Regions from separate parts of the Homo sapiens genome. Here all the other regions are linked to region 2. Evidence: chromatin contacts called from ENCODE Hi-C data. All regions are on one chromosome and are shown on one strand. The core of a region is the stretch at or near the end of the contact, and the rest is flanking DNA. Distances in the headings are between cores, read along the strand shown. Region 1 overlaps MYO16 (myosin XVI). Region 2 overlaps COL4A2 (collagen type IV alpha 2 chain). Region 3 overlaps MYO16 (myosin XVI).

Region 1 (2,700 bases), core at 4-2,503, 1.6 Mb before region 2:
ATTGCGCAAGAAACTACCTTCACTAAAATTTTGAGTGTCAGGCACAACACTCAGTAATTAATTCTCACTTAATTCTTCTAATAACTCTATGAGACTGTTACTAATATTGTCCCTATTTGATGAATGAGGACACTGAGTCCTAGAGGTTAAGTAGCAGCCTGCTCAAGGTCAGGCAAGGCAGGAGGCCAGAGATGGTGCCCAGTGGCCCATCTCTCAGCAGAGAGGGAGGGCCTATCTCCAGCAGTCCTGGCCACTGACTGCTAATGCTGTTTGTCCTTGAGGAGGTGACGGCCAGCTGTGTTGTTTAGAAACTTGGTCTGATGCTATGGCTCACGCCTGTAATCGCAGCACTTTGGGAGGCCGAGGCGGGCAGATCACCAGAGGTCCGGAGTTCGAGACCAACCTGGCCAACATGGTGAAACCCCATCTCTACTAAAAATACAAAAATTAGCCAGACTTGGAGGCAGGTGCCTGCAGTCCCAGCTACTTGGGAGGCTGAGGCAAGAGAATCGCGGGAACCTGGGAGGAGGTGGGGGTTGCAGTGAGCCAAGATCACACCACTGCACTCCAGCCTGGGCAACAAGAGCGAGACTCTGTCTCAGAAAACAGAACAAAAAAAAAAAAAAAAACTTACACTCAAACTTATACTCTGTTTTGACATAAAAACCTGAGGCCAATGTCCAGATAGTCACGATTTGGGGAAAACAGCTGGAAATAGACTTTTTCTCCAGATACTCAGGCTCTTTTCAGAGTTTTGTTTCTGGCCCTTGTACTTCCTATTTGAGCGAGGCCGTCTTCCCAGTCATGTGTATAAAAAAGAGGTGCCACGAGCATTGTGGCTATCATGTCTTTTTCTCCTGAGGCAGGGCAGGTGCTGGCATATTGCCATGCAGTCCCATGGCCCTGGCTGGGCCCTTCCTGCCCCACCTTCCCTCACTGCACAGCATCTTACCTTGGTGCCTCTTCAATCTCACCCTTTAATCTCAGGTCAGATTAACATATTTTGAATTTCAATTTAACTATAAAACCTCCTAACTCAAAAATCTTTAATAAATATTGCTTTTCTGTCACATCCAATGCAGTCTGCTTGATGACGCAAGGCGACAGAGATGGCTGGGCCTTGGGGAATTTGGCGTGAGCGATTGTCGTTAACCGGTTCTTTGACATCTTCTCCTTTAGGGGTGGAGTTGGTTATCATTGAGGTGACACAGTTCTTGGCTGAGTAAAGATGTTTGCTTGATGCTAGATGTGCAAGCAGTGTATTTACCTTCAGGGTATAAAAGGGAAAGTCCTTCTTGTGTTGAGAGAGAGTCAAACACTCCAGCCTCACTTCTGCAGTCAGTCAGTTAAATGTCACAAACATTCTCAGGGTTGTTATGAGTAAATAAAATTATGAATTTAAGGCATGTTGGTCTACGTCCTTGATTGCTTACTTTTAATTTCAAATTCCCAAAAGTTCTGAAAACCAAACATTCACGTATGACTCATGTGCTCATAAAAAACATGACCCAACCTGAACTTACTTAGCAACAAAATCTAAACTTGATTGATGTAAGTGTATTTATAATTCTTACATATTTCTCTGACTGTGAATATTCATATGGGGTTCTCCCCAAATTAAAATATTTGACTGGGGACACTGCTTCAAACCTACCAAGGATATAAACACTACATTCACTTTTTTAAAATCTGGATTTCAGAACATATTTGTCTTCAGAAGTTTAGGAGAAGGGGCTGTGAACTGTGTAATCCAGCTTGTTGAGGACTGAAAACATGGCAGTCATTATGTTTCTCACCAAGTTAAGGACTTACCTTACGTTGAAGGACCACGACGCAGATGTTTGCTAAAAATGGTTGATAAACCTGCTTCTGTGTCTGGACAAGGAGGCTCTGAATTCGCTTCCAAAATAGACCTCTGCCTTTTGTTCCACTCCTTTTTTTCTCTTTCTCTTTCTTTCTCTTTCTCTTTCTCCTTCCTTCCTTCTTTCCCTCCCTTCTTTTTCTTTCTTTTTTCTTTCTTTCTCTCTTTCTTTCCTTCTCTCTCTCTCCTTCCTTCCTTCCTTCTCTCTCTCTTTCTTTCTTTCCTTCCCTGTCATCTCTTTCTGTCTCTGTCTCTCTTTCTTTTTAAAAACAAAAACAGAGTTTCACTATTATCACCCAGGCTGGAATGCAATGGTGCCATCTCAGCTCACTGCAATCTCCACCTCTCAGGTTCAAGCGATTCTCCAGCCTCAGCCTCCCGAGTAGCTGGGATTACAGGTGCCTGCCACCACGCCCGGCTAATTTTTGTATTATTAGTAGAGACGGGGTTTCACCATGTTGGCCAGGCTGGTCTCAAACTCCTTACCTCTGGTGATCTGCCCACCTTGGCCTCCCAAAGTGCTGAGATTACAGGCGTGAGCCACTATGCCCAGCCATCTGTCTCTGTCTCTTTAACATTGTTTATTCCGTATAAATAAGAGATATTTATTTTCGTATCTTAAATAATGAACCATATGGAGATGTGAAAGAGGCTCAGATTTTAGAGGACACTTGCTTGACTTTGCCAGTGATTGTGATGTGGCTGGTCACTGGAGGTGTGGCCCTCATAGACCAATGCAGTTTGCAGAGCGTGGCCCAAATGTCTGCTTGGAGACCCCACTGCCATTTGAGAGGGACACCTGCACAGTTCCACATGTGTGTGTGAACCTGTCTCCTTCT
Region 2 (2,818 bases), core at 319-2,818:
TGGAACCCTCTTGTTGCTAGAAAGTTCCTCCCTGGAATACAGCCTGCCTCCCAGGGAGTTCTCACCGGGCTGTTCCTGAGCCACACAGTTGACTTCCTCATAACCACACACCCTGAGAGAGGCGGCCACATCTCCCACAGACGTCTCATGAACAGGCAGAACTGACCCCGGGAACACATACTTTCTTTTAATGACATCGTTCCATGCCCTTGGAATTCTGAGCAACCTTCTAGGACCCCCACTTATCAGGATTCTTTTCCAACTGGGCTCTAGAAACTGAATAAAGCGCTCCCCATGTCTGGAATATCACACAGAACATCGGGACTGTTGCGCCCTTAGGTTGAACATCTTGCAAATGTTCCCAGTGAAGACTAATTGAACCCTGCCCCTCCCCTGACCTCCACTCAGATAGCTGATTTAAGCCTCAATGCAGAAGTGTCTGTCCGTCCCTGATAGATGGTATCTTTCGGAATTTTGTGTTGCAGCCCGTAGGGATTGTTCCAAACCCTGACCCTGTTTCCTTTCATATGATGCGTTTCTCCATGTTTTGCAAAATTGGGAAGCAGGCTTCCTGTGTCTGTATCAAGGCCCTGGTAAAAACAACTCTGCATTCGAATGAAGCAAAGGAAGTCTCCATGCCTCTGCCCCAGGGGTTGGTCTCTGTGGTTTTGTTGCCCTGCTGGAAGTGTCTAAATATTTAGAAGTGTAACATTGCCACTCTCATGATTTCATATATACTAAGTTTAAGCATTCATGATTTTGAGAGAAGGATAATAATTCCTGAACAGCTTCTTGCTGTGAGTATGAAAGTTCTCTGGTAATTGTGATTGGAGTGCCCAGCCATGTGTGCGTGAACGCCACACGGGGCTCCCCTGTAGGGGGGAATGGATGGGATGCACCCATTATCAGGTGATTTGGACAGTTGCCCACGTGAGTTGGGAGCCTGTTCCACCATCAAATGTGAGCCCTTACGTCATGAACAGGGAGGCTGGGGCAGGCTGGGGGTGGGTGGTGATTGAGGAACTGATCAGTTTCTGAAACGCATGTCACTTTTTATGGTGCTGAAATATACTGCCCTTCTGTCGCCACATGCAGAAGAGGATAAAATGCCCAATTCAAGGATTGCAAAAATCAGAGAGTCTATTCCAGATCTAAGACCCACACATGCAAACCCAAGTGCATGGCTCCCTGGGTACAGTTTGTAACATTGCCAGTGAAAGTCATGTCTCTTCATTGTGAGTAAATCACACCGTTAAAACTCTGAGTACGGTCTAGCTGATTAACGTCAGGTTAATCCAGATCCTTTATTCTGTATTCCAGTTACTCCCAGCTCCCAGGCAGTGATGGCTTTACCGGCCCAGGAGGTCCCCGGGCCCTGCTCATTGGATCTTTTTGGTGGGATACACCCCACAGAACACAGAAAACATTCCCTTTTCCGTATCCATACATAGGAGTGCCGAGCCTGCCGTGTACTTGATCTTGTCCCACAGAATCACCTGCCAGTCTCATCGTTGCAGGCTTCTCTCCTGCATGCACAGCGGGGGTGGTGGTGACCTCAGAAGCCTTTCCTTCTGAGCACTGCGTGACTGTCAGCTGTGGGAGTTCATTCTGAGGCCATGTCAGGGCTGACTGCACCGAAAAAGGAAGTGACCTGATGAGATCATTTTATCCAGTGGCACCCACAAAAGACACAGGACAGCTGCCTTCCCTCCATCCGCAGATGGGACTTGATGATTTTCTTTTTTCTTTTTATTTTTTTCTCTTTTGAGATGGAATCTCACTCTGTCGCCCAGGCTGGAGTGCAGTGGTGCGATCTTGGCTCACTGCAAGCTCCGCCTCCCGGGTTCACGCCATTCTCCCGCCTCAGCCTCCTGAGTAGCTGGGACTACAGGCATCCGCCACCACACCTGGCTAATTTTTTGTATTTTTAGTAGAGACGAGGTTTCACCGTGTTAGCCAGGATGGTCTCGATCTCCTGACCTCGTGATTCACCCGCCTCGGCCTCCCAAAGTGCTGGGATTGGGACTTGATGATTTTCATGGTCAATACAACAGAGGGGTGTCGTTCCTCTTTGAAGCGTTTCCCAACCGACAGTGACGGGTTTCTACCAGGGAGATGTTACGGCAGGCAGCGTTTTGGCTCTGACGGCCCTGTTCGTTCCTGCCTCCCTGGGATTTTCCATCCCGAAGTGCTGTTCCTCACTCAGCACAACCTAGAAGGTCCCACAAAAAGCTATTCTTTGGGGCTTATTTGCAAAGCAGGGGAACCCATGAATTATGCAAATCGAGGTCCAAGGAGGCGTTGTTGGCTTGTCCACCTTCACTCAGTTTTAGGGCTGGGGGGCCGAATGGCGGGGCAAGCAGAAGAAACATAACCAACAGAACGACATGGCGAAGGTTGTAGGTTCCAAAAAGGGCGACAGGGACAAGGGCTCGAGCTGAGGAATGCCTTCTGAGGACCCCATAGCCAAATTTTTGCTGTTTCCAGCCTCTTTTTGACTCTTCTCTTAGAACGTCACCATGCTAACTTGTGGTTTGGGGCCCACCCATGTTTCCTTTTAGGGTTCATAGGACCCCGAGGATCCAAAGGTGCAGTGGGCCTCCCTGGCCCAGATGGATCCCCAGGTCCCATCGGCCTGCCAGGGCCAGATGGGCCCCCTGGGGAAAGGGGCCTCCCTGGAGAAGTCCTGGGAGCTCAGCCCGGGCCACGGGGAGATGCTGGTGTGCCTGGACAGCCTGGGCTTAAAGGCCTTCCCGGAGACAGAGGCCCCCCTGGATTCAGAGGTGAGTGCCCCATCGGGGAGCCGGGGGCCCCATCC
Region 3 (2,700 bases), core at 115-2,614, 1.3 Mb before region 2:
CATGCTGGTTACTTTACAACCACCACCACAAAAAGAAAGTCTTTGATCTCCTGCAACTAGAGATGTATTTCTGCATTCTGGCATGTGCTCTCAATACTGTATATTTTTAAGAATAAGACAATTAACCAGCTTAAGCTGCTTGAGCATGCTTGCTGATTAGTTTTTACAGCATTAGGGAGTCAGAGAGGGCAAGCGCAGGAGCTTAGCCACTCAGTCTGTCAGTGGTCTGGGTTTGTAATCCATGATCGCAAAGGTAGCTCCACCCACACGTGATAAGCCAGCTGTCAGACAGGGTTCTGGTCCCTTCTGTGCCATTATGTCAGGAGCTGAAGGTGGTTGAGTTAGGACAGTGATGAAATTGATCCTAGCATGTTAGACATCTCCCTCAGTCCAACACAATCCGAGTATAATCTAAGTCTTTGTTGTTCAATGCAGTAGCCACTAGGCACACGTAGCCAATTAAGTTTAGAGTAAATAAAATTAAATACAATTTTAAATTTCATTCCTCCATCATCAGTCACTTTCCAAGTACTCAGTAGCCACAGGGGTAGAATTTTTCCATCATCACCGAAGCTTCTCTTAGACAACCCTGATTCTAAATGCTTTGTGTGTCTACCAAGCGGTGATACTGAATTTTTTGCATCTAGTAACGTGTCACAAAATTATTCTCCTTTCTGTCAAAAGATAGGAAGACCATTTGATCACTATTCTAAAATGTTTGGTGAACCTTGGTTTCGCAGGATCAAGGACTACGGCTGAAGTTGGTTTTGTACCTGAGCCATCCTTTTTGGCATGTTAAAAAATCAAGTTCAAGTTCTTTTCCTTTACAAATAAAGCTGCGAATCAATTCAGATGGTTACAGAGTGAAAGGAGATCTGATCGGAGACCAAGGGCCAAGGATTGTAGGGTGACCAGCACCACGGTCACTTCAAAGTTGTCTTTGTATTTATTCTTGTTCTTACTAGCATATGTCTTTCCTGGTAGGTCTTCACCCAATAAAAATGGTTGTGGTGAAGGAAAACAGTACAGAGAGCAATTTTTTCTCATTTCCTTTGTGCCTCAAAAGCGTGAAACAATTTTGCAGGCCAATAAATGTTAACACTTCTTTGCAAACTACCAGCAAGCTAGAGACAACTTTTTTTTTTATTATACTTTAAGTTTTAGGGTACATGTGCACAACGTGCAGGTTTGTTACATATGTATGCATGTGCCATGTTGCTGAGACAACTTTTTAAAAGTACTATGTTTTTGTTAGGTCAGTGCAAAAGGAATTGTGGTTTTTGCCATTGAATAAAAGCCTGCAGTTGCTCTTTGCAAATAGTGGCTAGGAAAGGAAAGATAGGGCCTCGTTTTCACTTCCTCTTGGCTGGGGCCTCCCAGCTGGAGTGCTGTTCTGCAGAGTTCATTCCTCACACACCGGGTGCAGCCTTTCTCCCAAAGACGGTTAACATTCTCTCGAATTGTCTCCTGACTGAAGTTAAATATAAGCCTGCATTTCATGCGTGTGACTTTGAAGAAGTGACTCAGTCTTTCCAAGCCCATGTATGTCAAGTAGCAGCAACAGCCGAGACATGGCAAGGGCTATTTCTGGGGAGTTAAGAAGCAAAGGACTGTAAAGCCTCATTGCCCAGGACGTAGCAAGCGCACAGCAAAGTTACATGCATATAACTTTGTTGTTAATGAAGCCTCTGACAGTCAGTTTCCTCATCTGTGAAATGGATACTAAATCCTAAGATGTGGGACTTGCAATTAAGTCATGATGTCAGTGGTGCTGTGCCTGGCTTGGAGTGACGGTTGCTCAAGGTGAAATTGCAGAAGCAAGCTTTTCTCAGGCAGCTCTAGTCCTCACTGTTCACCGTTCTATGTTGATGCTTCCACACTCACCCTCCCTTCAGACTCCAGCTGTCCCCTCCTTGGGGATCATACCTTAATGAAACCATAATTGTTTTTTCCAAAATTGCTGTACAACTGCATTCTCCACAAAACACAGTTTACATGTGTAGACACAATCATGGCTCAGCTCTGTGGCTTAATTTGGAAATAATATGTCTTTTCTTTACTCTCTTGTTTCTGTCTTCATTCTAGAACAACATGTGTCACATAGTAAGCACTCATCAAATACTTACCAAGTGAATACATGTTACAGAAATCTATTTCTCTACACTCTCTTCATTAAAAGAGAATTTGCTTCCTATCGGTATATGAGAGGGAGCACAATTTGGCAAGGTTCGAGAAGTACCCTTGAAATGTGTCAAGGCTAGATTTGTCTGCATATTTTTAACAGAAGCCCTTTAAAAAAATTTTAAATGGACAGAAATTAGGTCTTCTGTGTTGCTCTTCTGAGAAATGTGTTACTGGGAATAACAGAACACAATTGCACAGTTCACCACCTATGACGCAGTTGTACATCCAACAAATAGTAATTAAGTGTCTTCCATGAGCCTGGATTCTCCCCGAGGATCTGACAGACCAGTAGGAGAGATAAGTGGTCAAACAAATTATAGGGGAAGCACAACCACAGCAGTGAGGACGTGATGGGTGCACACTGGGCCACAGAGTGCCTTGCCCTCCGTGGAAACTGCGAAAGGCTCAGGAAGGGCATGCCAACAGCATCGAGTGCAGTAGTGCAGTCAAGAGGGTAAAAGATGGGGGCATGGAAGGCAATGGTATTGCCTGAACCGCTCCTCCCACCAGGAAAGA

What was found. Hi-C counts contacts between places; a loop is a spot of excess contacts on that map. Pooled maps may share reads with other maps.
Region 1: a map with no recorded cell type shows a loop between it and region 2 (12-fold over the local background). The contact joins two enhancer-like sites. A Hi-C loop is called at or near these places in 5 of 37 single-sample maps with no recorded cell type and 4 of 50 pooled maps.
Region 3: a loop to region 2 is called in a pooled map, with 20 times the contacts of the local background. The contact joins two enhancer-like sites. A Hi-C loop is called at or near these places in 3 of 37 single-sample maps with no recorded cell type and 4 of 50 pooled maps.

What each region holds. Positions count from the first base shown.
Region 1 is chr13:108,918,343-108,921,042 of GRCh38, forward strand. All of the region lies in intron 16 of MYO16 (myosin XVI), which reads left to right. Among named protein-coding and RNA genes, the nearest start is that of MYO16-AS2, 180 kb to the right of the region's middle. RefSeq lists an enhancer at 812-981. Within about 2 kb of position 1,254, at least 4 of the 41 ENCODE cell types and tissues checked have a DNase peak (open chromatin) inside an H3K27ac peak, as active enhancers do.
Region 2 is chr13:110,470,368-110,473,185 of GRCh38, forward strand. COL4A2 (collagen type IV alpha 2 chain) reads left to right here. Exons shown (of 48, transcript NM_001846.4): 29 at 2,562-2,783. Among named protein-coding and RNA genes, the nearest start is that of COL4A2-AS2, 8.5 kb to the left of the region's middle. RefSeq lists enhancers at 1,139-1,238, 1,309-1,548, 1,559-1,608, 1,729-1,868, 2,597-2,818. Within about 2 kb of position 1,569, at least 11 of the 41 ENCODE cell types and tissues checked have a DNase peak (open chromatin) inside an H3K27ac peak, as active enhancers do.
Region 3 is chr13:109,130,392-109,133,091 of GRCh38, forward strand. The region is part of intron 31 of MYO16 (myosin XVI); the gene reads left to right. Among named protein-coding and RNA genes, the nearest start is that of MYO16-AS2, 30 kb to the left of the region's middle. Within about 2 kb of position 1,365, at least 2 of the 41 ENCODE cell types and tissues checked have a DNase peak (open chromatin) inside an H3K27ac peak, as active enhancers do.